3 separate regions of the Homo sapiens genome follow, and all the other regions are linked to region 1. A link is a loop called in an ENCODE intact Hi-C map of the cell type or tissue named here. Cell type or tissue: PC-9. All regions are shown on one strand. Links, peaks and the distances in the headings refer to the core of each region. The heading gives the core; the rest is flanking DNA.

What was found. Peaks named below come from ENCODE experiments on the same cell type or tissue, not always from the same donor. Only the 100,000 strongest peaks of a DNase experiment are listed, where the experiment ranks them.
Region 2: it touches region 1 in a loop (10-fold over the local background); 5 of 110 quality-filtered maps call a loop at or near these places.
Region 3: a loop joins it to region 1, with 5 times the contacts of the local background. A loop is called at or near these places in 6 of 110 quality-filtered maps.

The regions. Positions count from the first base shown.
Region 1 is chr5:138,721,475-138,731,877 of GRCh38, forward strand. No RefSeq gene overlaps it. Among named protein-coding and RNA genes, the nearest start is that of CTNNA1, 27 kb to the right of the region's middle. In PC-9, for the core only: a CTCF peak has its summit at 3,952 (motif pointing left); DNase peaks (open chromatin) are centred at 1,227, 3,207 and 3,887; H3K4me3 peaks cover 986 bases; H3K27ac peaks cover 2,816 bases.
Region 2 is chr5:138,604,156-138,614,558 of GRCh38, forward strand. It overlaps the pseudogene RPL10AP10. Among named protein-coding and RNA genes, the nearest start is that of HSPA9, 34 kb to the left of the region's middle. RefSeq lists enhancers at 5,432-6,064, 6,065-6,697, 6,698-7,330. In PC-9, for the core only: no CTCF peak of the experiment used is centred there; DNase peaks (open chromatin) are centred at 5,506 and 7,876; H3K27ac peaks cover 1,720 bases.
Region 3 is chr5:138,664,077-138,674,479 of GRCh38, forward strand. No RefSeq gene overlaps it. Among named protein-coding and RNA genes, the nearest start is that of CTNNA1, 84 kb to the right of the region's middle. RefSeq lists an enhancer at 1,660-2,160 and a silencer at 4,668-4,717. In PC-9, for the core only: no CTCF peak of the experiment used is centred there; DNase peaks (open chromatin) are centred at 4,525 and 5,055; H3K27ac peaks cover 1,898 bases.

The DNA.
Region 1 (10,403 bases), core at 848-8,847:
CCTGCTTCAGCTTCCTGAGTAGCTGGGACTACAGGCGCCTGCCATCACGCCCGGCTAATTTTTTGTATTTTTAGTAGAGACGGAGTTTCACCATATTAGCCAGGATGGTGTCGATCTCCTCACCTCGTGATCCACCCACCTTGGCCTCCCAAAGTGCTGGGATTAGAGGCGTGAGCCATCACACCTGGCCTGCAGCGTCTTTTATAACCTAATCTCAGAAGCGAAATACCATTACTTCTGCTATGTTCTATATTGGTCACATAGATCAACTCTGGCACAGTGTGGGAAGGAACTACACCAGATGTGGATACCAGGAGGTGAAGATTGTTGGAGGCTGGATACAATAGATGGGTAGAGGCACAGAAACCAGGAGGATAGGTGGCCCTAGGCTCCTCCTCCGAATGCTTACTGGTTCAGAGAAGGGCAGCCTTCCTGTGATCTCTACCCCATCTCTCTCTTCTCCATCCCTGATGGGCTGTAGACTCTCTGAGGACAGGGACTGTGTGACTGTGTCTGTCTTATTAACTACTGTTCCCCTAGGGCTGGTCCATGCCTGGTATATAGTAAAGCCCTCAATACATGTTGGTTGATTCGTGAGGTGCGTAGGAAAGACAGAAGTAGATGAGATAGAAACAGTAAATCGGATTAAGGTATTGAGTTCCAGGCTCAGGGCTTGGACTTTGTATCCTGGATGACAGGAAGGCATTGGGCGGGGGCCCCCTTAGACCCTGGATAAGAGCTGGCTGTTGCTCTTCCTCTGCCTGCAACATTCTCCCTTTAGATCTACTGTCCATCATTCAAGGAGGGTTACTGACAGAACAACATCTTGGAGGAAGTAGGATGTGTGTGTCTGTGTGTGCAAAAGCTCACGTGGAAGGGAAAGGTTCCAAGCTCAAAGCAAAGGAAAAAGAAATGGGGGGAGATGTGAAGGCATTTTGAGATGGGGAGGAGGGACATTTGAGGGCAACAGGGACAAGAGAAAGGAGAGAGGGTAAGGAATATTTGTGCTTATCTACCGGGAGTAATGAGGAAAAGGGGAGATAGCTTAGTGAGGGACTGTTTAGCTTCAAGGGATAGAAACCCACTCAAACTGGCTCAAGTTAAAGGGTGCAAGTTGGAAGGCTACAGGGGTTTGTAGCAGATGTTGTTGCCTCACTTAAATCTTCTTAGTCCTCACCTCTCTACCCAGAGACTGATCACGCAAACACCTGGGGCGCTGCCTGAGGGCTTTGTTCTGGCCACAGGAACACACCTGGCCTCTCTACAAAGGGAAAGTAGGGAGTGCCAGTGAGTGAATGGCTCAGCTCAAGAAGCAGCTTCCAATCAATGACAGAAGTGTATGTGTGTGCATACACACGTTGTTGGTGGGGGGTGAGGGGTGTTGGTGTTGGTGGATAAATGCCCCAGCTTCCTCACCCCTCAGTTGCTCAGTTGGGATAGCCCTGATGCATGTTCCTCATTGTCTTCTAGGGCCCCCACCCCCAGCAGTCCTTGCAGTGAGTTAATATACACCACTTAGTGGTTTCCTTCTCTTTTATTTTTTTATTTTTTGAGACAAGGTCTCGCTCTGTCACCCAGGCTGGAGTACAATGGCGCGATCTCGGCTCACTGCAACCCCCGCCTCCCAGGCTGAAGCAATTCTCCTACCTCAGCCTCTCGAGTAGCTGGGACTATAGGCGCATGCCACTGTGCCTGGCTAATTGTTTGTATTTTTAGTAGAGATTGGGTTTCACCATGTTGCCCAGGCTGGTGTTGAACTCCTGACCTCAGGCTACCTGCCCGCCTTGGCCTCCCAAAGTGCTGGGATTACAGGTGTGAGCCACGCGCCTGGCCCAACATTTGGATAAGAAAGAGAAGAGCATTCCGGTTAGTGAGAACAGTACATAGCCCGACCTGCCCTTCTCTTTTTATTTCTTACTTCCTCACTCCCCTACCAATGTTTCCTGGAATCACCTCCTAAATAAACTATTTGCACTTGAACCCCTGTTTCAGGATACCCCAAACCAAGACAGATGTCTCACAAAACACAAGCAGAGATGTCAGTCTTCAGGCCTCGCATGGAGAAGATGAAAGAGAGGGGTGGCTTTTCCAAAGCCCAGCGTCAGCACGAAGCTTCCACGAGATGATTTTCCCTCTTATTTTGAAGTCCTGGTGAGTCCCTCTCTTCTCTCCATTTTAACAAAATCTGCTTTCTAATTGCCCAGTTTGGTATATGCTATGGTCCCCACTTTGTCATCAACGCTCCTGAACTCATCTTATGCCCGATGTACCCGAAAGCACTTCATAAACTGTAAAGTGCTGAACAAATGGAGCAGGTGAGAAAGAGGGGGAGAAGAAGAAAAAGAAGGGAAGAAGAAAGAGACAGGAAGAAGAAGAAAAACAAGTGGAAGGAAGATGGAAGGCTAAAAAGCAGAAATATAGTGCAGAGTCAGATGAAGAAAGCCAGGGCAGGCAGGGGAGGCAGGTTGAAGAAAATGGCCAGCACTTTTGTAGGAAGCCAGTGTTGAAAACAGGCCTGTGAGGCCAGGCACGGTGGCTCATGCCTGAAATCCTAGCAATTTGGGAGGCCAAGGCTGGTGGACCACCTGAGGTCAGGAGTTCGAGACCAGACTGGCCAACATGAGGAAACCCCGTCTCTACTAAAAATACAAAAATTAACTGGGCAAGCCAGGTGCGGTGGCTCATGCCTGTAATCCCAGCACTTTGGGAGGCCGAGGCACGTGGATCACAAGGTCAGGAGTTTGAGATGAGCCTGGCCAACACAGTGAAACCCAGTCTCTACTAAAAATACAAAAATTGGCTGGGCGTGGTGGCGCGCGCCTGTAGTCCCAGCTGATCGGGAGGCTGAGGCAGGAGAATCATCTGAACCCGGGAGGCAGAGGTTGCAGTGAACCAAGATGGTGCCACTGCACTCCAGCCTGGGTGACAACAGCAAAACTCTATCTCAAAAAAAAAGAAGGCAGGCCTGTGAAAAGCAGATGCGGGGCTCTGCTTGGAGCCAGTTCTTCAGCTCTCCTTGACTTCATTTGAAGTAAGCCCTTCCACTAGGCTGGTATATGGCAGACTGGAGTAGCAGAGATGATGCCCAGATGCCCACAACTCTCCTGGGCGTTGTGCAAGAGCATTGTTTCTTCATTTCCCTCTTTTGTTTCTGTATCCACTGGCAACTGGCAGGGACAGGCACTGACAGTCTGGCTCAGAGGGCCCGCAGGGCTGAGACATGTGCTCTCCTGGGTATGTGGTTCTCAGAGCACTTGGACACCCCTAGCAACCCTCCCACCTCCCATTATAGAACACCAGACACACAAGATCTGATTTCTTCAGGGCTGAAATACTGGATGTGGGTACAGTAGGTGAGAGCCGGCTGGGGGTATGGTGAGGGTGGCCTTGAATTGAAATGTCAGCAAGGCCAACCTTGCCTTCTGGGCTTTCTGGGGAGATAAGGCCAGGACTGCAAATGTGATCAGCCAAAGAATGCAGGGTTGGCTGGGGACAAAAGTGCCCCCCGGCCCTTTCCCCAAGAGGAGACTTTGTGCTTCCCGCCTTCCAGGAATCCTCCAGTCAGGGGAGCTGGACCTGAGGAAAAAGGTGGGGTTTGCTGTTCCTGCAGGTTGGGAGGCAGAGTCACAAAAGAAACAAGCCTGGGGAGAGAGGGAAAAGGGTCCAAACCACAGAGCAAGACCATGTTAGTGTGGGGAGCGCATCTTTGTTGCATTCATTCACGTGTGCATGCATTCATAACTTCATTTACTAGCTGGCACGCAAGAAATGCCTACAAGGTGCCAGACCCTCTGCCAAGTTCTGAGCCTGCCCAGATGCACAGAGCTTCCTGACTTGGTGTCAGATTGCTGCCCTGGGGATAGCTGGGCCTCCTGCTGTGGTGAAACCAGTTTTTCTATTCTCTGAGGGGCAAATTACTATTGCTTAGGCACAGGAGGTGCTCCCTCTGGAGGAGAGTGAGCTTACAGGGTAGGCGGCCTGGGGAGAAGGTGTGGCTCACTTTTCACGCTCAGTCCCCACATTCCCCTGTGCCAGGGAGGGTGTTCCTTTTTACTTGGGTGATCTGCCTTAGAGCTTCTGCAGTTCTCCACTCCACAGAATGGGAGGGACTTGCAGGATGACGCAGTCCGCCCACCTTCCATCCTTTCTCTTTCCTTTCCTTCCAGTATTTACTGAATGTCTGCCGAGACCCTGGCACGTTACTAGGTGCCTGCCTTGAAGCCATTTAGGAGAAATGGCGTTCTCCAAACAAAAGTATTCCGTTGCCATTCACGTTTCTCTCTCTCCCCCTCTCTGGCCACATGGAGCTGGGCAGAGGTGTTTTTTTTTCCTTTTCTCTTTTTCTCTGTCTCTGCTTGTTTCTCTGAGAAGATAAAAGCTGGCCTTTGGCTCCCCGCTAGGGGACAGGCCCATTACAGCCCTCTGTTCCTTTCCCTGCTTTCTCTGACACTGTGAGGCTGAGACACAGTGAGTCCTGCTCAGCTGGGCCTGTGTTCATCCCATTAGCATTGTGGCCACTTCAGGGCCTCTGGGATTGAGTTCTCTGGAGCCAGAACAGTTTCATAACCCCTAGAGGAGGCCAAAGTCGTCCCAGCCTTCTGGGTCCAAAGGTTCTCTCCCATGTGGCTCCTGCCTCAATAACCTACCTCCATTTTTTTTTTTTAGTTTGTTTCTGCCTCAGGCACATTTTCTCTGTAATTTTTGGAACCCAAATATAAGGGAAATCTCATTTGCTCCGTTCTGACTCATTTACAATTAAATACACTTGTTCCCATCTGTGTCTGTATACATCTGCATATATTTGCTAAAGCATCGCCCTTAATTTTGGAAAATGAGGCGGCTGGTGTTATTTTTATCCTGACTGCCAAGTTGGCTGAGAAGACCAGTGGGTGTTCACCCACCCAGTGACGACCCCTGGCCAGGCCTGTGCCTGAGGGAGGTGGTGACATTTCTCCCATGCATAGAACATGCAGACCCCTGGACAGTTGTGGCCTTCGTGATTGCTGTCTTTAGGGGTCCAGTTACCATGACTAGGCGTGTTCCTGTCCATCTCGGTGCCGAGGCTTCACTGACCACAGAGATGGGCCATGACTCTCTTGTCTTTTTTACACAGTTTCAATCTGTCACCTAGGCTGGAGTACAGTGGCACAATCATGGCTCCCTGTAGCTTCAAACTCCTGAGCTCAAACAATCCTCCTGCCTTAGCCTCCCAAGTAGCTAGAACCACAGGCATGCACCAGCATGGCTGGCTAATTTTTAAATTTTTTGTAGAGACAGAGTCTCACTATGTTGCCCAGGCTAGTCTTGAACTCCTGGCCTCAAGCAATCCTCCCACCTTGGCCTCCCAAAGCACTGGGATTCCAGGCATAAGCTACCACGCCTGGCTGAGCCTGGACTCTCCATGTCACTTTCTGGCAGCTGCTTTGACAAGCATGGGCTTTGGAGATGAGAGTGGGGGGCTGGCTGATCCTCAAGGAAGGCTTCACTGAGGAAGCAATGCCAGGTCATCACAGCCCCATCCCCTCCAAGGCCAGGAGAAGAGAAGAGATGTCTTTACTGTTCAGAAGGATGTGGTGGCATGTGTGGGCGCCTGCCTCACCTACGTACCTAAAAATACCATACTGTGGTTGTCTACCTCTTTTTTTTTTTTTAAATCGAGTTACACTGTAAAGATATTCACATTTAATGAGATGGTGGTGCCTGTCAGCACACTTAGAACCCTTTTGATATTATCATTGAATACTTTTATTTATGCCCAGGTGCTAAAATAGAACTTGGCCAACAAGAATTACAGGATGCAGAAAATAAAATGTCTACTCCTGACAATAAAAAAAAAAGTTAACATCAAAACAATACTGGAAACAACACTTACTTCCTGCTGACCTACAACCTTCTCTTGAAAATTCTGTGATGGGCAGTGCTGCTGCTGACATTGATAAATAATTCAGATTGATTCAGGGAAATGCTGGGCTTTTACATTTTTTCTGCACCACTTCCAAGATGCTAGACTCCATACTTCATGTTGAACCAACCGCACTCCTGAGAAGAGATGGCTTAGAATGATCCCAGGATTGTCCAAAGTGTCTTCCTCTTACCTGAGGTCTCTTTAGAGAACCAGTGATGCCATGGGCACTAGTCACAACTGAGGGTCCTTGTTGTACGTGGCTTTGTCTTGGGCCTATGAACTCCACAAGGGTAGAGAAGCTACCATTTCTGCCCTTAGAGAGCTTAATTCTTGGCTGATATTTCCAGTCTAAGCCTGTGGATCAATTAGCTCCTCTCCTCCCCTGGAGGGTGTGTAAGTATCTGCTTTTTCCATTCATAGCCTCTGCCCAAGAGTTCTTGACTGGTTAAAGTCTTATCCCTTGCTCAGTCTGAGTGGCTGCTACAAACACACACACACGTACTCAATCATACGCGCAGAGTCAGTAATCGTGTTTGGTGGTTGTAGATAGAGTCATCTGCTCCTTGAGCAACCAAGCCTATTGTACATGGCCCCTATGCCTAGGTTCTAGCTTGACAATGTCTCTCGTAAATTTTCCTCTTTTTCCTTACTAACTCCTAGCTGTTCCTCAAGATTTAAACACTACAATTTAAACATCACTTTCTCCAGGAAACCAGATTGCGCTGGGTGGCCCTCCTCTCCTCTCAGTCTACACAGCAGTGTTTTGTAATTGACTGGAGATGTGTGTTGATAGCCACCACTAAAGTGTATGTTTTCCATTGACAAAGGCTGTGTTTATCTTGTATTCCTTGTGCTGAATAGTGTTTGTTAAATGAAGTGGATGAATTAATGCACTCCTAAATTAGGTCAGTTTATGAAATCCGAGCTCTACAGAGTCAACTGTACCCAATTAATACTATGAGAGTAGCCAGTTTCCTGAAAAAGAAAGATATACTGGATATGTACACATAAACATCTACAGAGATGCACCCCAAAATGAAAATCTAGGGTAATGGAATAACAGGTGAATTTAATTTTCTTCTTTCTCCTTATCTATGTTTTCTAAATTTTCTATATTGAAATAGCTACATATCTACATGTATACAAATATGTACGCTAGGTAGCAAAAGAAATTTTAAAAAGAATATATGATCCACGATTATTCTATATAACTATCTTAAATTGTTTTTACAAATTTAAATACATCTTCCTTTTTCCAAGAATAATAATGATAAATAATATTTATTAAGAGGCTGTTGTGGCCAGGCGTGGTGGCTCATGCCTATAATCCCAGCACTTTGAGAGGCTGAAGCGGGTAGATCACCTGAGGTCAGGAGTTCGAGACCAGCCTGACCAACGTGGTGAAACCCCGTCTCTACTAAAAAAATACAAAAATTAGCCAGGTGTGGTGGCGTGGGCCTGTAATCCCAGCTACTCAGGAGGCTGAGGCAGGAGAATCACTTGAACCCAGGAGTCCAAGGTTGCAGTGAGCCGATCGATCGCACCACTGCATTCCAGCTTGGGTGACAGAGCAAGATTCCGTCTCCAAAAAAAAAAACAGAGGCTGTCATGTCAGTACAGTCCTCTAAGAAACAAACACTAAGCTGAGTTTAGGCATGCAAGACATTAATGGGGCTGGGTGTGGTGGCTCACGCCTGTAATCCCAGCACTTTGGGAGGCCGAAGCGGGTGGATCACCTGAGGTCAGGAGTTCGAGACCAGCCTGGCCAACATGGTGAAACCCCATCTCTACTAAAAATACAAAAAAGCCGGACATGAGAGCGGGTGCCTGTAATTCCAGCTAGTGGAGAGGCTGAGGCAGGAGAATCGCTTGAACCCAGGAGTCGGAGGTTGCAGTGAGCCGGGATCATGCCACTGAACTCCAGCCTGGGCAACAGAGTGAGACTCTGTCTCAAGGAAAAAAAAAAAAAAGAGGCTGTCATGTCCATACAGTCCTCTGAGAAACAGACACCAAGCTGGGTTTAGGCATGCAAGACATTAACAAGGGAACATCTGTGAAGGATAAAAGAGGAGGAGCAGGAAAAGGTGGTGAGAGCTTTCTGACTGTGATGCAGGCGTGACAATCTGTAAAAGGAGGTGGAGAATGAGGGAGGATAGGTAGGAGGAACGTCAGACTGAAGTGACGTTCTGAAAAAGTCTCAGCCAGGCTGATAGAGAGTCCTTGAGCAAAGGTTGCCCACCAGATGAATGGATAAACAAAGTGTGGTGTACACATGCCATGTAATATTATTCTGTCTTTATTTTACTATTTATTTATTTATTTATTTATTTTGAGACAAAGTCTTACTCTTGTCCCCTAGGCTGAAGTGCAATGGTGTGATCTTGGCTCACTGCAACCTCCACCTCCTGGGTTCAAGTGATTCTCCTGCCTCAGCCTCCCGAGTAGCTGGGATTACAGCTGCCTTGCCACCACGCCCAGCTAATTTTTGTATTTTTAGTAGAATGGGGTTTCACCATGTTGGCCAGGCTGGTCTCAAACTCCTTATCTCAGGTGATCCGCCCGCCTCAGCCTCCCAAAGTGCTGGGATTACAGGCGTGAGCCACCGCGCCCGGCCTATTCTGTCTTTAATAGGAAGGAAATTCTAAGACACGCTACAACGTGGATGAGCCTTGAAGGCATTATGCTAAGTGAAATGAGCCAGTCACAAAAGGACAAATACTGCATGATTCCACTGATATGAGATATCTAGAGTAGTCAAATTCATAGAGAAAAAGTATAATCCAGCTTGGCCGACATGGCGAAACCCCGTCTCTACGAAAAATACAAAAATTAGCCAGGCCATGGTGGCGGGCACCTATAATCCCAGCTACTTGGGAGGCTGAGGCAGGAAAATCTCTTGAACCTGGCGGGTGGAGGTTGCAGTGAGCTGAGATTGTGCCACTGAACTCCAGCCTGGGCGAAAGAGTGAGGCTCTGTCTCAAAACAAAAACAAAAACAAAACAAAACAAACAAAGTACAATCGTGTTTGCTAGGGGTAGGGGAGGAGACTAATAGAGAGTTACTGTTTTTTGTTGTTGTTGTTGTTGTTTTCGAGATGGAGTTTCACTCTTGTTGCCCAGGCTGGAGTACAATGGGGCAATCTCGGCTCACCGCAACTTCTGCCTCCCAGGTTCAAGTGATTCTCCTGCCTCAGCCTCCCGAGTAGGTGGGATTACAGGCATGTGCCACCACACCCGGCTAATTTTGTGTTTTTAGCAGAGACGGGGTTTCTCCATGTTGGTTGGTCAGGCTGGTCTCGAACTCCCGACCTCAGGTGATCTGCCCGCCTCGGCCGCGCAAAGTGCTGGGATTACACGTGTGAGCCACCATGCTCAGCTGAGTTATTGTTTAATGGATATGGAGTTTCAGTTTGGGAAGATGAAAAAGTTGTTGAGATGGATGGTGGATGGTGGTAATTGCACAATTTGAATATACTTAATGCCACTGAACTGTATATTTAAAAGTAGTTAAATAGTTGGTTTTATGTTATATATATTTTAGCACATACACAAAAAGTGCTGCTTATTGGAAGATCTCATGTTAGGCAGGAGTGGTCTAACTCTGGTACTCCACCGTGCTCAGTTATTGGCTGACAGCGGCTCAGGGGAAGAGTGTAGCCTTTATGTGAATGCTGTGATAAATTCCAAGGTCAGTCAACTCTGCACAGCGGTTCTCTCAAAGGGAAATGTGAGCAGTGCACTTCTATAGTTGCCATGGTTGTGTAGTATAATGGTTAAAAGGTTGGCCTCTGGACTCAGGTTGCCTGGGTTCAACACCCTGCGCTGGCACTTTCTGTCTGTGACTATGGTGAAATTATGCAACTTCCCTGTGCCTTACTTACTTTATCTATAAAACAGGGGTGATGATGCTAGTATCTACCTTGTAGAATTATTACATACATGAACGAATTTGTGAATGTTCCTAGCATGTTGCCTGTCAGGCCAGGTGCAATGGCTCACGCCTTGTAGTCCCAGCACTTTGGGAGGCCGAGGCAGGCCGATTACCTGAGGCCAGGAGTTCGAGACCAGCCTGGCCAACATGGTGAAACTCTGTCTCTACCAAAAATAAAAAAGTAGCTGTGTGTGGTGGTGCACACCTGTAATCCTAACTACTCAGGAGGCTGAGGCTTAGGCAAGAAAACTGCTTGAACCAAGGAAGTGGAGGTTGCAGTGAGCCAGCCTGGGTGACAGAGCGAGACTCAGTCTAAAAAAAAAGAAGAATGTATCCCGTCATAAAGTATGCTGCATGTAAGGATTTGGTTAGTATCACTGTAAAGCATTTTTTGTGTATAGACAATGTGATAACGTGATAATGTTTTACAGAGATTACTTCAAAAGAGCCTCCTCAAAACCCTTTAATTCATGTAATAATTTCTCCATTTAGAAAGGGGGAAACTGAGGCTTGGTGGACCACACAGCCAGTAAGAAGTAGAGTCCTGAGGTCACAGATGGCCCAACTT
Region 2 (10,403 bases), core at 758-8,757, 120 kb before region 1:
ATGGAAATAATACTTTCCTCAGAGTGTTATCAAAAAGCGTATAAAATCACTTTGCAAAATGCTGTATTGATGGAAGGAATGATTTCCTTTATTCATTCTGTCTTCCAGATCCAAAGGCTGTTCTTGGGAATGTGTGACAGCTATTGGGTTCAAGGGAAGCATCTGGAAAGGTGTGTGTGTAGTGAGGGAAAGAAGAGAGGAAGGGGGAGTAAAAGATAGGGGAAGTGGTGTTCCCTGTAGTCATGAGGACATGACATGAGCTTCTCATTCACACAGTAAGAGTCAATAAGCACCTGGTGGAAGCCACTGGCTCGAAACATCCACGGGCCTGATGCTACTCCGATATAGGGAGGGTAAGCAGGGGCAGCCAGAAAATGGGGTTGTGAGCATGGGGAGAGAGTGAGGGGCAGACTCGTGATGAGGTGCTGGCTGTGACTCTTCAGGCCTCGATCTCAGATTCTGGCTCCTCTTTTTACGCATCTTGTCCGCCTTCATTCCCACTGCCAACCATTTGGCCCTGCGTTCTACTCCTAATTCTCCAGAGAGAATTTGACGCCCTCCCCTCACCAGGTTGCCCTGGTTCAGAGCTTGAACTCTCATTATAGGGTACATGGTTTGCATAGGATATAAACAGTAGCTCAAATTTTTGAGGGACTCCTATGCGCCAGGTACAGTGCTAGGTACATATCTCACTAATATAACCCTCCAAACAACCCTACTGCAGTAGCTTCTAATATTTTCCCTATTGTGTAGATAAGCAAACTGAGAGGCTAGATAACCATCAAGTGGTAGAGCTAGGATTTGAATCCAGGCCCACTGGCTTCAGAGCCAGAGCTTGTAAGCAGCTTCCTTACTGCTTCCGAGGTAGGACTGTGAGTGAAGCTGTACCTCTAAGCAAGTGAGTGCTCTCTTAGGAGCTGTGAATGGGTATGGTATGAAAAGGGCTCTGTTGCCATTTCAGGTTGATAAACACTGAGGGAAGGGGTACATGGCTCCTTGACATGTTCCAGTAGAGAAACTTTCTCCCTTTGTTGACTCTGGAGTTTCTTTCCCAACATTACCTAAGCAGAGAACTCATTTTTATTTTTTGCAACATGCCTACTAATCTACAATGGACTACAGGACTGCTGGTTTGGGAAATGCTCTCCTAGACTTACCCTCCACCCCACACCACTCAGCACCAGGGCAGCTAGGACTTCTGCAGAGCACCAAGTGTTTGGTGGCCAGTCAGCTCAGATGGCAACCACAGGCTGGTAATTAACCAGGGTCAGGCAGCAGCTGCCGTCCCCGGGCTGATGAAGAAGCCATCCAATAGAGTTGGGTGGTTTATTTCTTGCTTTCATTTCCCTCTGTCACTGCTCTTGTCTAGACCCTTTACAGATCAAGTCTGCACTGTCACAACAGTTTCCTGACAAGTGTCCCTGCCAGCTGGTTCTTCCCTCCAGTCCACCCTACACACCTGGCCAGATCTGTCTTCCTAACATGAGGCTTGGAGCTTGCCACTCTCCTGTCCCAAATGCATCAATTCAGCTTTCAGGACTGTCTTGGTTCCTTTTTCCCCCTGCACACCCTATACTGTGGATGCAGCTGAATCATTTCAGGCCCCTCTGTGCTCTGCACATTCTGCTTCCTCTGGCCAGTGCTTGAAGAGCTCCTTCCTGCCTCAGGAAGGGAGGGAGTTTCTTTCCCAACATTATCTAAGCAAAGAACTCCTTTTTATTTTTTGCAACATTCCCACTAATCTACAATGGACTACAGGACTGCTGGTTTGGGAAATGCTCTCCTGTCACAGTCCTGTGTTCTCACTCAGTCACTTACCTATTCAATAAGCATTTATTTTGTGCCTATGTGCCAGGTCCTGGGCTAGAATAATACACACTCCTTAACCTAAAGAAACTAATAAAAACAGATACATCTACAATGGAGTGATGTGTATTATGATAGAGTGATACTCAGGGTTTCGCAGGCAGGGACACTATCTCTGCCTAGGTCACAAAAGGCAAGTCAGGGCAGGCTTCCTGGAGAAGGGGATGTTGAAGCTTAAAGGACGAAATGGTGTTAGGCATTTGAAGGCATATGGTATGCCAGGAACTGTCCAAAGATGTGTTGGGTACCTGGATCTTTGCAATAGGCTAAGCAGGCAGGTTCTCCCCAACCTCTCTGTCCTCAGGGAGAATCTCAGGCTAATTCTGCTGACCTGCAGAAGCCAGGTGAGGGGACAACACTTGTTGTCATCAGGAGGTGGGGTCTAGGGGCTGAAAGGTGGAAAGGGGGACAATGCCTCACATGCTCCCTGCATCCTGTGGTTCAGGGACCAATCCTCCTCCTCCCCAACTCCCAAGTCTCCTCTAAGAGATACAGACATTCAAGCAGTTTGGTTGCCAGGGGCAACCCTAGAAGGCAGCTTTATTCCAAAGGCAGGCACTGAAGCCCCTACCCGGGGGCCTCATAGCCTGGCTCTGATAGACAAGGGGTAGGTGGTTCAATTCGGCCAGTCCCCTTTGGGAGGTGACAGGACAGAGTCTGAGTAGCGCATGTGGAAGATAACCCTTCCAGCCACTCAGCAGGGCCCTGAGAAAAGAAAGGTGACCCACAAAACAGTAGATGGCATTTTAATCCACACGAATACTTAATATGAGTAACATAACCTTGTTTTTTCTGAGACGCAGCCTAATTTATTTCAGGCCTCAGGCTTAGTAACTAACCGCTGACAACCTGCAGGTCTGGTGCATGTGTGTGTAGGTCTGCAGTGTTAATGAGACTGTAGAGGTGGTGAATTTCTCTTGTTCACAATTTTCCTGCTCTGTTGAGGCTGTCCACCAGTAAGTTGCTCCTTTTCCTGAGCTAGGACTTGTGATCTGGGAATATGAAGACTACCTAGAAGGCAGAGGGTACAGGCTCCTCTTGAGAGAGCATGCCTGGTGCAAATGACAGGCAGTTGGGTTTACCAACGCTCCCTGCTTCTTTCTCTCATTCCTGTTATTCTGCCTGCTTACATTGCCCTCTGCTCTCCCCACAATGAGAGAAGCTTGTGCTATGTGGAGTCAGAACACCTGGGTTTGTTTCTGCTCTGTGACTTGGATGATGTATTTAATCATCTTGAGCCTCAGTGTTTTTACCTGTGAAATGGAAACAGTAGCACCTGCCATACCCAATCACAGGGTTATTGCAAATATCAAATGAGATAATTGATGAGAAAGTGTTTTGTAAACCAAGTAATGAGGAGGAGGAGGAGGAGAAAGTTGTTGAGTGGTTACTGTGCTAATTGCTCTTCTCTTTATTTATGTTATCTCTTTCTTTTCTCTTCTTTTCTCCTTTTTTTTTTTTTTTTTTTTTTTTTGAGACAGAGCCTCACTCTGTCTCCTGGAGTGCAGTGGCATGATCTCGGCTCACTGCAGCCTCCACCTCCCAGGTTCCAGCAATTCTTCTGCTTCAACCTCCCAAGTAGCTGGGATTACAGGTGTGTGCCACCACACCCGGCCTATTTTTGTATTTTTAGTAGAGACGGGGTTTCACCATGTTAGCCAGGCTGGTCTCGAACCCTTGACCTCAGGTGATCCACCCGCCTTAGCTTCCCAAAGTGCTGGGATTACAGGAGTGAGCCACCATGCCCGGCTGAGCCTTATTTATGTATTTAAGACAGAGTCTTGCTCTGTCTCCCAGGCTGGAGTACAGTAGCACCATCTCAGCTCACTGCAACCCCTGCCTCCTGGGTTCAAGTGATTCTCATGCCTTAGCCTCCCGGGTAGCTGGGATTATAGGCATGCGCCACCACACCTGGCTAATTTTTTAATTTTTAGTAGAGACAGCGTTTCACCATGTTGGCCAGGCTGGTCTCAAACTCCTGATCTCGTGATCCGCCTGCGTCAGCCTCCCAAAGTGGTAGGATTACAGGCGTGAGCCACCATGCCTGGCCTATACAGCCTTTAAGAGCAGAATCTTCCTGCTTTCTAATTTCTTCCAGTTTATGTCAAATCACTGTCCTCTGGCCCAGCGTGTCCCAAACACATGAGCCTCCTTTATCATTTCAGGGCCTGCCATGGCAGGTCTAGTTTAGGGCCTTTGCGCTAGTTGTTCCCACAGCCTGGAAGCTGCTGCTCTGAGATCTTTGCCTGGCTGGCAACTTCTTATTCAAATTTTATCCTAAATCACAAATCTTTCCCGATCTCCCAATTTAAAATAGCTTCCTTGGGGGCAAAAACATAGACTGTACACATGTACTTGCTTTTGTATGAATACATTTCTCTGCAAGGATGCACAAGAAATTAACATTTTGTTGCTTATGGGGAAGGAAAGTGGATAGCTAGGAAACAGGGCAGGAAAAGAGACTTATCTGCATATCTTTTTTCTATTTTTAAAAAATGTAGATTCATTAAATATATTATCTATTCAAAAATTAATTAAAAAATAAATAAAAAGAGAAAATAAAGTAGGCCCCTGCTGAGCATCCAACCTTCCTTTCTTCCTTCCTTCCTTTTTTTTCTATCTCTATTTCTCTCTCTCTTTCTTTTTTAGAGACAGGGTCTTACCCTTTTGCCCAGGTTGGAGTGCAGTGGTGCGATCACAGTTCACTGTAACTTCATGATCCTCTGGCCTCAGCCTTCCAAGTAGCTAGGACCACAGCTGTGTGCCCACCAGGTTTGCCTGGGTATTTTAAAAAATATTTATTTTGCAGGAATAGGGGATCTCGCTATGTTACCCAGGATGGTCTCAAACTCCTGGCCTCAAGTAATCCTCCCAAAATGCTGTGATTACAGGAATGAACCACTGTGCCAGCCTCTTTATTTACTTTATAAATTTTGTTTACAAAACAGGTGGTAGGCAGATTCGGCCCATGACTATAGCTTGCTGATCTGATCCCTGCTCTATCATATCTTATTTGATATATATCCTGGCATTAATTATTGGTTTCCTCATTTCTTATCTGCCTCTCCCCACCCCCACATACTAGAATGCAAGCCCCATGAGAGTAGGGTGCCTCTCTGTCTCGTTACCACCATATGCCTACACCTGGAACCATTTCTGGCTCATAAAGACTCAATAAATAATTGTCAAATGAATATTTGAATGTATTATGTTTGTCTGGGCTGAAGAGAAGAGCAACTCTATTTGAAGGGAGATCAGATGAGATAAACTTCTGATGGCAGCCCCTCTGGGAAGAATAATTTCCAGTTTGATCATCCTCAAGACAGCCCAACCTGTAGTTCTTGCCTCAAGGAGGAGCTGCTCATGCCGACCTCCTGACAGCAGATATGAAACTGAGTAGTACCTGTCCTCCTAGGACACGTTCCAGAAGAGAGGAGAACCGATGGATTAATCACTTTTCAATTTAAGAAGAAAAAGTACTTTACACACACACACACACACACACACACACACACACACATACACACACACACACCCAGGAGAGACCTCAGAGCCCAGGGAAGCTGCTCAGTTGGCAAGTTGGGCTTTGCAGACTAATAATTGCCTTGCCTGAGGGTATGGAGGAACCGGAATTCTGACTACCAGAATGACATGGGGAACAGCCAGGACCTGGAGAGGCGGAGGAGGTGGGGGAAAGTGGGAGAACGGAGTTTGGCACATTCCAATTTAGGCAGCACGTTGCCCTGAACAAACAGCCTGAATCACCACGTGCTTATTAATTTAAAAACTGTTTCTGAATCAACACATTCTTTGCCTGTCCAGGGCTGGGCTTTTTGCAGCCATGTAGCACACTGGCCAAGAAAGTGTGGGGTCCTGAAGGAGAAATGGCACTAGAGGAATCACCCGAGCCACTGGGCACTGCCTCCCAAGGCTTGCAAGACAGCGCAGAGGGTTCCCAGGCTGCGCTACTTTTGTTCCCTTGGAAGAAAGTCAGTAGGCAGATGCCTCTTCTACCTCCCCCAACACTCTCTTCAACACCACACTCCCTCTCCAGCTCACTCAGAGGAAGCTGGGAAGGTTCCAGTGGCGCGCTCCTGAGAAGCAGTGGGAAGGGCCAAGGTTACGAGTTACCCAGGCATGGGGGCGAACCCTGGCTCCCTCACTTGCTAGTTGTGTATTCTCTCTGTCTCTCTCTCTCCGTCTCTCTCTCTTTCTCTCTCTCTCTCGGAGAGACAGAAATGAGGTCTCGCTATATTACCCAGGCTGAAGACTGGACTCCAACTCCTGACCTGGGCTCAAGTGATCCTCCTGCCTCAGTCTCCCAAGTAGCTGGGACTCCGGGCACACGCCACCGCGCGCTTGGCTGTAATCTTGATCAAATCATGTAAAATTCCTGAACCACAAGTTTTTTTTTTTCTACAGTAACACCCTGTGGAGTTATGAAAATTAAAATAAAATAATGTGCTTAAAGCACAGGGACCAGAGAAGCAGCCGGATAAAGAGAAGGTCTTGGGGAGGGAGGAGGGCAGGGTATTGGCCCTCCAGTGGCCAGCAAGGAAAATGATGCGGCCCATCTTTGGGTACTTGCAGCTGAGCCCACAGAGTCACATGTTTTATCCCCGCACAGTAGGGAATGTCCTTTGACTTTTCTGACCCAGGATCTAGCTTGGCAACGCCGGGTCCTCCGGTACTCAGGACCGTCACTTGGCTCTCACTGGCTGGTTCTCTTGGAGTTTTGAGAGAGCTCTGAGAGGTCCTTGAATCCTTTCTCCTTCCCTCTTGTAGTGATATCTCTCTCTCAGACAAACCCAGGGACTGCTGGCCATCAGCTGAACCCGAGGGGAGCGAGGCCACAGCCCATGAGATGTACCCCACACTTCCTCTGCCCCGCCCCCCAAGCAGGACTGTGTCTGTGTTTTTCAGGGTGTGCTGCTGGAGCCCTGGGAGGAGGGGGTTGGGCAGTCGCTGGCGCTGCCGCTGGTGGTCCCTGTGCTTGAAGTGCCGGTGGTATCGGAGTCCATGCACCCAAGGCCCAGCACCCAGCAACATTCTCTGGCCCAGCAGAGGGGTGAGAGATCAAAGGAGGGGGCGTGGGGCATGGATTGCTTCTGGGCAGACCCATGCCAATGTGACATGGGGTTTCCTGCCTGAGTGTTACTGTGTGGCTGTGCCTGCCACGCTCATCTGGGGTGTGTGTGTGTGTGTGTGTGTGTGTATGTGTGTGTGTGTATGGGTGGGTGTTGGGGGGTGTACAGACGCTCTGGGTATGTAGGGGGGTCAGCACTAGGGGGGCTTCTAGGATTTGTCTGTGGTCTCATCTCCGCCCTCCCTGCTCCTGGAGGGGGAGCTGTAACTCAGCCAGGAGGCCACCTAGCTGATTCCCCTCCCCCCACCCACCAGCCGCTCGCTCTGTCACAACAAGGAGCTTTGGCAGAAAGGGAGGGGAGCGTGGGTGCTGCGGAGAGAAAAACACCCCAAAGTTTCAGAAAAAATGGCAGGAGAGATGCCAGCACCCAGGAGCAGGAGCCTTCTGCTTCTCACAGCCTGCACTGCTGGGCTGGGGGGAGACCACGGTTTCCTTTCCTTCCTTTCTCCCTTCCTTCCCTCCCCGCCCCTTGCTGCGTGATATTCAGGAAAAGGAAACATTACAGTGAGGGGAGAAAGGGAACAAAGAGATGCTTTTCAGAGGGGTCATGGGATCTTTCCGTAGCCACCAGAAGACACAGTTCTGGGCTCTGCTTGCTCTGGGCTAAGTGGGTGTGTATGTGTATGTGTGTGTAGAAGAGAACAAAAAAGAGAGAGAATGTGTGTGTTAGTGTGTTAGTTTATGCATGCCTGTGAGTAAATGTGTGTCTGAGTGTGGATGTGAATTGGGCGTGCATGTGTGTGTTGGGAAACAGTAAAGATAAAAGCAGACAGAACAAAAAGAATCATATACAAGATTGGTTAGACAGCTGCCCTTAGATAGTCTACACATGAATACTTGAAAAATGTTTGTGCAATAGGTTGGCCATTACCCAATATTGCGCGGCATTAGAATAAACATGTATACAATGAAAAACCTCCAGATTGACACTTCTTCCTCATGCTTTTGAAATCAGGGTATTTCATTTGGGCAATGACTCCTTTTCTGCAGGGTAAAAACTTCATTTACTCGCAGGTAGCTGGAACACCATTAAATATTCTTAAGAAGTTAGTTAATATTACATGAAGCTTCACGGAGAAAATATAAATATCTATTTATAATGATATATTCACTGTGAATTGACGTCTTTATTGTAGTTGGAACACGTAGCATGAGATCTACGGTCTTAACAAAAATTTAAATACACAATGCAGTAATATTAACTATATTAACTATAGGTGCTATGGTGAACAGAGGTCTAGAACTTATTCATCTTGCATAACTGAAGTTTTATACCTGTTGAACAGCAACTCCCTATTTCCCCCATCCCTCAGCACTTGACAAGCACCATTCTCATTTCTGTTTCTATGAGTCTATTTCAGATAATTGGTGTAAGGAGAACAGTGCAGTTTGTGCTTCTGTGACTGTCTTATTTCACCTAGTATAATGTACCCCAAATTCATCCATGTTGTCATATATGACAGAATTTTCTTCTTTTTAAGGCCAAATAATATTTTATTGTATGTATATGCCATGTTTGCTGTATTTGCTTATCTATTGATGGGCATTAGTTTCCATATCATGTGTATTGTAAATAATGCAATAATCAGGAAAATGCAGACATCTCTTGGAGATCTTGATTTCAATTGTTTTGGATAAAAATACAGAAGTGGGATTGTTGGATTATATGACAGACATTTTTCCAAAGAAGACATACACATTGCCAAAAGGTACATGAGAAGATGCTTAACAACACTAACTGTTAGAGAAATGCAAATCAAAACCATAGTGAGATGTCATCTCGTCTATTAGGATGGCTACTATAAAGGGAAACAAAAGGTAAGAGTTGGCAAATTCATTGGGAAGTAAAATGATTCAGCTGCTGTGGAAAATTGTACGAAGCTTACTCAAAAATTATGAATTTTTTTCCCCCAGAATGCTTAGCTCTTTTTGTAACTTTTATTTTAAGTTCAGGGGTACATGTGCAGGTTTGTTATATAGGTAAATCTAAGTCATGGGTCTTTGTGGTACAGATTATTTGATCACCCAGGTATTAAGCCTAGTACCCATTAGTTATTTTTCCTGATCCTCTCCCTCTCACACTCCACCATCCAGTAATCTCCAGTGTTCATTTTTTCCCTTTTTGTGTCCATGTGTTCTCATCATTTAGCTCCCGCTTATAAGAGGACATGTAGTGTTTGCTTTTCTGTTCCTGTGTTAGTTTGCTAAGAATTATGGTCTCCGGCTCCTCCTGCAAAGGACATGATCTCCTTCTTTTTTTATGCCTGCATAGTATTTCATGGTGTATATGAATTAACTTTCGAGTGGAGAAAAGAACTGGTAGATTTGTGAGATTAACAAATATTTCCATAGATTCAAGTTCATTTTCCCAGGGTTTTCTGAGCTTAATAACCTCAAAAGTACCTGAAATATAGTTTTTCTTCCTTTCACAGAGCTATTTATGTTATATATGAACTACAACTTAGAGTATTTAAAACTCAATAAATAGTGAAATTAAAAAAAAACAAAAAAACCTCATTTACTCAAAGCTCAGAATACAGTTTTGTGAGCATTTCACCAAAGTAAGGGCTAGAGTTTCTCTTAGCATTATTTGCTTACAAAATATTTGAGTTTGTAAACAAGATCCCAAGGGAAATATTTATCCCACTCAAGAAAACAAGTTACTTTTACCTCTTTGAAGTATCTATTTGCATTCCAACAATATGGTACTTATAAATCACTCCTTTCTAGCAACTTATTAAAGCAACTCTTAGAGGCAATACTTTTAAAAAATAGCAAGGCTGTATTTTTTTAAAAAAATTTAAAGGCCTGCAATGACTTTTAACAGCTTATCTGACTTAGTGATGTCTATTTGCTTATGATTATAATAACTTCTTACATTTAATGAATGCTCTTCATGCACCAGACACTGCATTAAATGCTTTACATACATGCTCTTATTTGGTCCTCCCAGCCAAGGAAGTACTGTTATTTTACAACTAAGGGGTAGAGAAGTAACTTAACCAGTGTCAGGTAGGTAATACATGTCAGGGCAGTACTTAAATCTGAGTTTTGAGTCCAAAGCCCCATGCCTTACCCTACATGCTCAGTTGCATTTCTTTATATTTCTTTCTTTTCTTTTTTCTTTTTTTTTTTTTTAGTCAGAGTCTCACTCTGTCATCCAGGCTGGAGTGCAGTGGCACGATCTCAGGTCACTGCAACCTCTGCTTTCTGAATTCAAGCAATTCTCAAGCCTCAGCCTCCGTGTAGCTGAGATTACAGGTGTGCACCACCATGCCCAGCTAATTTTTTTGTATTTTTAGTAGAGCCCCGGTTTCACCATGTTGACCAGGCTGTCTCGAACTCCTCACCTCAAGTGATCCACCCACCTTGGCCTCCCAAAGTGTTGGGA
Region 3 (10,403 bases), core at 1,170-9,169, 57 kb before region 1:
CTCGCTCTGTCACCTAGGCTGGAGTGCAGTGGTGTGATCTCAGCTCACTGCAGCCTCCCCGCCCCCCAGTTCAAGAGATTCTTGTCCCTCAGCCTCCCGAGTAGCTGGGATTACAGTTGCCCGCCACCACGCCCAGCTAATTTTTGTACTTTTGTAGAGACGGGGTTTCGCCCTGTTGGCCAGGCTGGTCTGGAACTCCTGACCTCAGGTGATCTGCCTACCTCAGCCTCCCAAAGTGCAGGGATTACAGGTGTGAGCCACTGCACCCGGCCGTAAGTCTGCATTTTAAATACATCAGGTAATAAGCTCCATGAAGGCGGGGATTCTGCTTGTCTGATTCACTGCTGGTGCCCTGTATGTAGCAGGCACTTAGTGAATGTTTGTGAAATGAATGGATGAACAGCTTACCTTTATCTGTATCCATGTCCTAGCCACCCCTCCCCCACACAAGGTGACAGAGTAGTCTTCAACGATCACAGCTTTCAGGAGGGAGAGAAGCAGGTTGTAGGAGGAGGCTGGTTGTGTTTTCTCCTAAGAGAATCCTTTGGGAGTGAGAGCCGCGCTGGCTCTGGGTGCTGACTCCTCTCCTCTCCTGTTTTCTCCCACTTTCAATTCTGATCCCGTTGCTCAATTCTCTGCTCCCGCTAGGCTCTGCTCCTGACACCATTAGTCACCTCCCTCTGTTCTCAGCTTCCTTAATGAGCATCTGTCTTGCCTTCAGTCTGAAACAGGCCTGCCCCTGCCTGCTGCTTCCTGGGAAAACCAAGGTCTGGGGCGGGAGTGCAAGGCTCAGAGAAGGCTCCCAATCTTTCTCCCTGCTCCTCACCATGCTCTGAGCAAGAGGTAGTGGGTGGGGGCAGAAAAAAGGATTACCTCTGGGCAAAGGAAGAGGTAAGTGGAAGACTGCTGAAGTTCAGGGGAAGGTTATAAAAGAGCCCTGGCTTCCCTGCTACGAAGAGTCCATGGAGGACAGAGTTGCACACTTTTCATTAACAAGACAAGGAATCGGCTGAGATGGCAGCAGAAGGAACAGAAGCAAAGCAGGGTCCAAAGAACCCATCCTTGGGGGCAGCTGAGGCCACAGGGCCTCTCCTCAGCTGAAGGCCTTTCTTGGGTTGGCCAGTCTCAGCCCTACTACTATTCTCCATGTGTGGAGGCAGGGAGGTGACAGAATAACCTCTTAAGGGCTCTGCCAAACACCAGAGAACACTTGATTGAGATTCCTTGACTGTTGTTCTCTCTGAGGCAGCCCTGGGCAAGCAAGGGGCTCAGCAAGGGGCCAAGGTGATAGGGGGCTTCCATGCTGCTGTGCTATAGTAAGAGGTTGTTCCACCAGGGGCCTGCAGAAAAAAGGTGGCTCCTTCAGAGGGTAAGCTGAGGAGAGGCTAATGAAAAGACTAGTGACAGGCGACTGGGGCTGCAGGAAACTACGAGGGCCGGGAGGCACCCAGGGCCTGGCTGCAGAAGAAAGCCCTTAGCACCTGGAGGCTGGAAGGGGTAAGAGGAGGCATGGTGGGTTTTTTGGTTCGTTCGTTTGTTTGTTTGTTTTAAGACAGAGTCTCACTCTGTCACCCAGGCTGGAGTGCAGTGGTGCGATCTCGGCTCACTACAACCTCCGCCTCCTGGGTTCAAGTGAGTCTTCCGCCTCAGCCTCCCGAGTAGCTGGGACTACAGGTGTGCATCACCACACCTGGCTAGTTTTTGTATTTTTAGTGCAGATGGGGTTTTACCATGTTGGCCAGGCTGGTCTCGAACTCCTGACCTCAAGTGATCTGCCCGCCTTGGCCTCCCAAAATGCTGGGATTACAAGTGTGAGCCACTGTGCCTGGGCGTGGTATTGGCAGAACTTGGTGACAGCTGTGGCTGGGGGAGAGCTGTTGCCCTGTGGGAGCTGTGGCCTTCTACAGAGGAAGGCAGCTGCTGCCAACACCCAGGCCCAGCAGTGGGGCTGAGGGTGTGGAATGAGTGCCCTGACCTCTTTCTCATCCCATCAGCTAGTCTCCTGCCAGTGGCTTCCATTGGCCAAACCCAACAGGAAGCTGAGGGCAAGAAGCCAGGGCAGTAAGTCCACAGAGGTCAGCTTCCTGTGGCTCTGAGCAGGGCAGGGAAGAATGGAGAGTGAATCTAGAACCTTCTTGTCTCCTCCTCCTGATGTCACATTCTTGTAAGCCCACTCCTCCCTGGTTCCTGAAGAGCCTACAAGTCCCTTTGCAACCTGTGCTCAGAACTCATTCCACCTCTCAGACTGAGCTGGGCCAGGTCTGGACAAGGCTCAGGGAGGCTCCAACCACAAGGAGAAGATTTCGGTTGCCCTGAGTCTACCTCTGCCCCCGCTGTACAGCATCAGGATCCCAGATGGTCCCATTTTCCTCGTGCCAGGCTTTAGGAACAGGCAGGCTTGGTAATTACACTTTCCTAACAAACCCCCGCCCCCGTTTGACTCTCTTTCAATTGCATGAAGCAGGAGGTTTCTCCCTACTTCTCCCCTGCGTGAGCACTGGCCTCTGCCTCTGATCTTCTGAAATTCCATGTGGTGTGAGGGGCCTGGGGAAGCCGGGGGAACGCCTGACCCTCTTGGCATCCTGGAGATTGAGAATGGGCTTACTGTCCATGCTTGCCATATCCCAGGAAAAGCCAAGTCCCTCCCTCCTCCCACTTTGGAACTATTAAATTATTCAGTTTCATGGGTTCACTTCTCAACACTGGCCTGGGGTTCCCACCTAGAACCTTTTTTTTTTTCTTGAGATGGAGTCTCGCTCTGTTGCGCAGTCTGGAGTACAACGGCGTGATCTCAGCTCACTGCAGCCACTTAGAACCTTAACAGCCCCTTCTTCCACACCAGCTCACATCTCACCCTAACAGTCCTGAAGGCCCCTAAGGGAGGAATTTGAAGTAGACTCTGGGCTCTGAGGCCTAGGGATCCAGTCACAAGGGTACACCTATCAGTTCAGGTAACTGCTCCATCCTCCCGCTCTCCCCAGCCTGCAGCACCAACTGGGCCCTAGGTTTTCCCAGTGCACACGTCCTGTAATGGAGAGCCACTGTTTTGGCCTGCTCAGTATCCATTTGCCTTGGCATCAGCTTTGGAGATTTGGCTTGGGGCAACTGTTTCAGCTGCTGTAATCTTGGTGGACTGTCAATGAAGGCTACCTCCATTCCCTGGCTAAGGGATTGGCATGTGACCCAAGCTAGGCCAATCAGATGCTCTCTCCTCCTTGAATCCTTTTTTTTTTTTAAATAGAGATGGGGCTGGGCGTGGTGGCTCATGCCTGTAATCCCAGCACTTTGGGAGGCCAAGACAGGAAGATCACCTGAGGTTAGGAGTTTGAGACCAGTCTGGCCAACATGGTGAAACCACATATCTACTAAAAATACAAAAATTAGCCAGGCGTGGTGGCAAGCGCCTGTAATCCCAGCTACTAGGGAGGATGAGGCAGGAGAATTACTTGAGCCTGGGAGGCAGAGGCTGCGGTGAGCAGAGACTGCACTCCAGCCTTGGCAACAAAGTGAGACTCTGGTTAAAAATAAATAAATAAATAAATAAATTAATTAATTAAGTAAGTAAAATAGAGATGGACTTTCGTTCTGTTGCCCAGGCTGATCTCAAATTCCTGGGCTCAAGGGACCCTCTCACCTCAGCCTCCCAAAGTGCTGGCATTACAGACATAAACCACTGTGCCTGGCCACCTCCTTGAATCTGAAATGGAATGACATGAAAATGGGACCCAGTGTAGTGGCTCACACCTGTCATCTCAGCACTTTGGGAGGACTAGGCAGGAGGATTGCTTGAGGCCAAGAGTTCAAGACCAGCCTGGGCAACATAGCAAGACCTGTCTCTATGAAAGAAAGAAAGAAAGAAAGAGAGAGAGAGAGAGAGAGAGAGAGAGAGGAAGGAAGGAAGGAGAGAAAGAAAGAAAGAAAAGAAAGAAAGAGAAAGAAAGAAAGGAGAAAGAGAAGGAAGGAAGGAAAGAAAGAAAGAGAAAGAAAGAAGGAAGGAAGGAAGGAAAGAAAGAAAGAAGGAAGGATGGAATTAATGTATCCCCAAGGCGGCACCATAAAGGGATTGTTCCATAGCCCTTGATTTCAATGTCCTGCTTCCTCCTATTTCTGGGACAGCCTCTTTAGCATTTTCTTTGATTCTGTGAGCCACCCTCATTTCTTTCTAATACGATCATTTTTTGCTTAAGTTAGCTAGAGTTTTTCTGTTGCTGGAAACCAAAGCCTCCTCACCCATACAAATTTCACCTTCTTAGAGGAGCAGAGGGATATGCCCCTGTGGTGGGCTCATATTTGGAGTCTCTGGCAGGGGTTCAAATCTCACCTGGTCCTGGAATGAGAGGAAAGAGAGCCCTGCTGCTAGTGGGTGCTGTCACACCTCGCCTCAGGCCAGTCTTTGTGGCCAGTTTTGCCAGGATCCACTCCCAGCCTAACCTCCAGGTCTCAACACTGAGCCCACAGCCTGAAATAGCTAAGTTTACCCCCATGACTCCCTATCACAAGTGCTACAAATGGCTCAGGCTGGTGTCATGGTTATTTTCCACAAATAGCCATCTCATTCCTGTGCTGTGCCCTTGCTCGTGGTGTTCTGGGACACCTTATCTCAGGGTAAGCTGGGCCCCCCGTGCCCTCTGCCCCGGCCCCTCCCGTGCCTTCAGACCTTAGGCCACATCCTGCCTCTTCTGAACCAACACTTCACTGGGTTCCCTCTGATGTGGGATGGGCAGAGCAAGTGATTTGTGTGGTTGAGCTCTGTTTCCTTTGTAGACTTTAGTCTTTGAGGACTTGACTACAAGCTCCAAGTGCCTTGTTACTTTTCTTGCTTGGACCTCAGTGTCAAGCAGGAGGCTGGGCACACAGTGAATGATCATGTTGATTTCTCCACCCATAGTTTGAAAATTGTTCCCACCCTGTGATTCATATTCTTCATTCATTCATTTACACATTTATCAAGCACCTACTAAGTGTGGGTTCTGCCCTAAGTGCTGGAGGTACACACTGAATAAAACATAGCCGAGGAATTCAGTCTCATGGTGAAGATTTATTGAGAATTAATTGTAGCAGAATGACCTATTGAGGAAATAACCATGTCTAGTTTTTCTCAGCTGCAGGCTCACCTAAAAAGAATGAAAGGCATTTCATCCCTGGGGCGAGGGGCAGGAGAGAACCAGGCTTCATGTCCTTGAAGTGTGGACTTTCTTGACCCCCATGAGGATTGGTGTAGTTCAGAGTAGAAAAGAGAAGCTGCAAGCAGCAGGATACCCAGAAGACAACTTCCAAACAGACGTTTTAAACAAAGATTAGGATTGGAGGCTTAATGCTTCCCAGATTAAAGTGGGATGGTCTCAACTCAGGAGGGTTAGTTGGAACTCTCAAGATCAGAAAGGGAATGAAGGTATGAATTCCATCGATGGCAGAAACCTGCACTCATGAGGATGCATCCTCTGAGATGGGAGGACCTAGGAGGAAGAATATTTGGGTGACCACATGTGTGATAATAATAATAGACAGCATTTAGTGCATACTTACTGTGCGCCAGGAGGCACTGTGTTAAGCATGTTGTACGTATTCACTTATTTCTCACAAGAACCCTGTGAAGTAGGTACTATCATTGTTTCCATTTGACAGATAAGGCAAAGAAAGATTAAGTGAACTTCCTAAGGTTATGGATCCAAGAATCAAACCCAGGCGATCAGATTTCACTGAGGGCCATGTATGCCTATGAGGGCTGAGCACAAAGGGCTATAGTTTTGGGAGCCTTTGTTCTCAAAGGACACCATGACTGAACTTGTCACAGAGGAGGTGGGGCTGCAGCCCCCACCTGCAGATGTGCTTCACAACCAGGCCGGGCATACATATTAGCTGTGGCAACTGGCCACAGCCGATGGCCAGTACTGAAGGACATGGTAATCTTGGTAAGAAGGGGCTTGTATCAGTTAACCATAGTCCCAGTAATGAGTGCGGTAGAACAATCACAAAATTTCAGCAGCATACAACAGTGTTTATTTAGTGCATGTGTTTGGGGACCAGCTGGGGTTCATTGCTATAGGCCAGCTTTGGCTGGCATGGGTTGGCACCACTCTATGTGTCCCTCATCCTCCTTTCATGACCAGCAGGCCAGCCAGGGGACATTCATGGAGATGGCAGAAGTACCCCAGCAACAGTCCCAGTGTGCACGCCCATTTTAAACCTCTGCTCATGTCACATCTGCTAAAATACTGCTGCTCATGGCAAGTCACATGGCTGAGCCGAGGCAAGGTATGGAGAAATCCACCCTGCTCACAGTTACTGGGTAAAGAATGTGGATAGATAACCCTATTACCCAGGAGGGGGTGAAGAGATGGAAGCAAAATCTAGCATTCCACAAAACTTAAACTGGATTTAATTTTGATTTCAAGAGAGAATGAAATGCTACGTTATGTTGTGGAGCAGTTCATGCTTGTTATAAAATCTATCTTCGGGGACCACAAATTTTACCATGAGAATATTTAAATTTTAGTTTTTATTTTAGTGAAAATCTTAAAATAACTTTTAGCAAGAACATATTTTGGGTGGTCTAGAACAGCGGTCCCCAACTTTTTTGGCATCAGGGACTGGTTTCGTGGAAGACAATTTTTCCACAGACGGAGGGAGGTTTTAGGATGAAACTGTACTCAGGCATTAGATTCTCATAAGGAGCGCACAACCTAGACCCCTCGCCTGTGCAGTTCACGATAGGGTTCGCGCTCCTATGAGACTCTAAGGCCGGTTGGAGCGTGGCTCACGCCTGTAATCCCAGCACTTTGGGAGGCCGAGGTGGGTGGATCACAAGGTCAGGAGTTCAAGACCAGTCTGACCAACATGGTGAAACCCCCTCTCTGCTAAAAATACAAAAAATTAGCTGGTTGTGGTGGCGGGTGCCTATAATCCCAGCTACTTGGGAGGCTGAGGCAGGAGAGTTGCTTGAACCTGGGAGGTGGAGGTTGCAGTGAGCCGAGATTGCATGCCACTGCACCCCAGCCTGGTCAGCAGAGCAAAACTCCATCTCAAAAAAAAAAAAAAAAAAAAAAAAAAGGAGAAAGAAGAATCGAATGCCACTGTGACCTGACAGGAGGCAGAGCTCAGGCTGTAATGCTTACTTGCCCACCACTCACCTCCTGCTGTGCAGCCCAGTTCCTAACAGGCCAGGGACTGGTACCGGTCCGCAGCCTAGTGGTTAGAGACCCCTGGCCTAGAAGACTATGGTAGTTTGGTAGTTGCCTTACAGTTTTCAGAGCCCCAGTGATCTGCTACAGTGCCAGCATTTAACTTTTTTTTTTTTTTTTTTTTTTTTGGAGACAGGGTCTCCCAGGCTGGAGTGCAGTGGTATGATCATAGCTCACTGCAGCCTCTAACTCCTGGGCTCAAATGATTCTCCCACCTCAGCCTCCTGAGTAGCTGGGACTATAGGTGCATCACCATGCCCCTCTATTTTCTTTTAAAAAAATTTTTTTTTTTTTTTTTTTTTTTTTTTAGAGACAGTGTCTCTCTGTGTTTCACAGGCTGGTCTCGAACTCCTGGGCTCAAGCAATCCTCCCTCATCAGCCTCCCAAAGTGCTGGGATTACAGGTGTAAGCCACCATGCCCAGCCTAGCATTTAACTTTTCAGTGCAGCTTTCTCAAACCAAGACCTGTATTCTCAGGGAGCCATGCATTTCCAAGGTTGGAAAACTTTGGTGAGAATGATACACAGCAGACAATATATAGAAAAGGCCCAGAGACAGAGGCATTTAAAGGTGAGGGGGCCTAGGACAGCTATGGGGTCTCTGGGCAGGGTTTATGGTGCTCTGCAGAGAAGCACTGGTAGCATTTGAATAGGTCTTGAAGGATGGCAGAGTGGGGTCCTGGGGATCTCCAGGTTCCTTCTTCTCTGAGTGGACATATCAGATACTTGTCTCTAGGGCTTCTGGACCACAGCCTTGTCCTTCACCTCACATCTATGCTACTGGCTATAGCATTTGAAGGAGAGGCTGAGGAGTATAATGGCTGAACTTTCTGGCTTTGGAGCCAAGTCAACCAGGGTTCAAATCTTGACTTCAGGACGGACGTGATGTCTCACCCCTGTAATCCCAGCACTTTGGGAGGCTGAGGCAAGCTGATCTCTTGAGCTCAGGAGTTTTGAGACCAGCCTGGCCAACATGGTGAAACCCCATCTCTACAAAAAATACAAAAAATTAGCTGGGCACGGTGGTGTGTGCCTGTGGTACTTGGGAGGCTGAGGTGGGAGGATCACTTGAGCCTTGGAAGTGGAGGTTGCAGTGAGCCAAGATGATGCCACTGTACTCCAGCCTAGGTGACAGAGCCAGACCCTGTCAAAAAAAAAAAAAAAAATCTTGGCTTTGACATTTACTAGCTCTGAGCCCTTAGGCAGGTTGCTTGATTTCTTGGAGCCCGTTTCCTCATCTGAAGATGGGAATTATAACACTCTCCTGGGGTGTTTTAAGAATTAGAACTTGGCCAGGCACAGTGGCTCACGCCTGTAATCCCGGCACTTTGGGAGGCCAAGGCGGGCAGATCACTTGAGCTCAGGAGTTCGAGACCAGCCTGGGCAACATGGCGAAACCCCATCTCTTCAAAAAATACAAATATTAGTCAGGCATGGTGGGGCGTGCCTGTAGTCCCAGCTACTTGGAAGGCTGAGCCTGGGAGGTGGACGTTGTCATGAGCCACGATCGCGCCGCTGCACTCCAGCCTGGGTGACAGAGGGAGACCCTATCTCAAAAAAAAAAAAAAAAAAAAGATTAGAACTTGCCAGTGAAGCCTGAGATTTTCTTCCTGGAGCATGTTTGACTTCTGATTTCATTTCCTTAATGGTTATAGGATTATCCTGATTCCTGTGTCAAGGTGAGTCAGTTTTGCTAAGTTATGTATTCAACCAATTTGTCTATTTCGAATATACCCTTCAGTTTTATTGGCACAAAATTATTCACAATATCCTCTTATTTTATTTTTAATGCCTGTAACATCCATAGCAATACCTTTCTTTTCATTCCTGACTTTGAATATTTTTGCCTTCTTTCAACTTTTTCTTCATCATTATCACCAGGGATTTATCAATTTTCACACAATTGGCTTGTGGCTAGCTTAGCTGATCCTCTCTGCTGCATGTTAGTTTTCTGTTTCTTCAATTTCTGTTCTCCACTTTGTCATTTCCTTCCCTCTACTTTGAGTTTATTTGCTGTGTCTTTTTTTCTAATTTATTAAGATAAATTCTTAGCTCATTAATTTTCAATCTTTTTTCTTTTCTAAGACGTGCATTTAAGGTTATACGTTTCCTTTTGGAGGCTTAAATGAAAAACAAAAATACATTTAAATGCCTGCTCCCAAATAGGCACTCAGTAAATATCTTATCTTCACCATCAACATCATTATGCCGCATCATATGAGATGGGACCCCAGCACAGTTTGCAGCTCTCTTGCTCTCTGATGCGATATGTATTCACTGAGTGTTCGCCAGGGGACTCTCTGAGGACTCATTCTGGGCCTCAGGTAACTTCTCTTTTTGGGTCTTCGGGAGGCTTCCTCCACAGGGTAAGGCAGGGCACAGACAGGAGCATGTGCTTTTGGCCCCATCATCCTTGGGGACCTTAGGCCTTGTTCTCTTGGGATGGTTGGCAAGTCCATGGGAAGTATGAATTCTAACCTGCAAGCCTTTGGCAAATTAAATTTTCTAAAAATGTTCACAATAATATCTCCCATCCTACATGCTCTTCTAGAACTTTGTTCTTCCCCCATCAAGAGATAGGGTTTAATTCTCCTCCCCTTGAGTCTGGTGGGCTTATGTCTCCTTTGTAACTAATAAATTGCAGCAGAAGTAATGCTGAGAGGCTGGGTGCTGTGGCTCATTCCTGTAATCCCAGCACTTTGGGAGGCCGAGGCCAGCAGATCACCTGAGTTCAGGAGTTCAAGACCAGCCTGGGCAACATGGCAAAACCCCAACTCTACTAAAAATACACAAATTAGCTGGGTGTGGTGGCACGCGCCTGTAATCCCAGCTACTCAGGAGGCTGAGGCAGGAGAATTGCTTGAACCCGGGAGGGAGAGGTTGCAGCGAGCCGAGATCACCACTGCACTCCAGCCTAGGCAACAGAGCAAGACTCTGTCTCAAAAAAAAAAAAAAAAAAGTAATGCTGAGAAACTTCTGAGGCTTGGAGCAAAAAAGGTGATGCAGCTTCCTCTTTGGTAGCTGAAAAACTCATGATTAGATACTGAATTGCCACATGGGAAGTCTGACTATTCTACAGCCGCCATATTGTGAGGAAGCCAAACCATCCAGAGAGGCCACATGTAGGCACTCTGGCCTGCAGTCCTAATCTTCCAGTCAACCCAGCCCAGGAACCAGACATGTTAGTGACTGAACCTTCAGTGATTCCAGCCCCAGTTGTTGA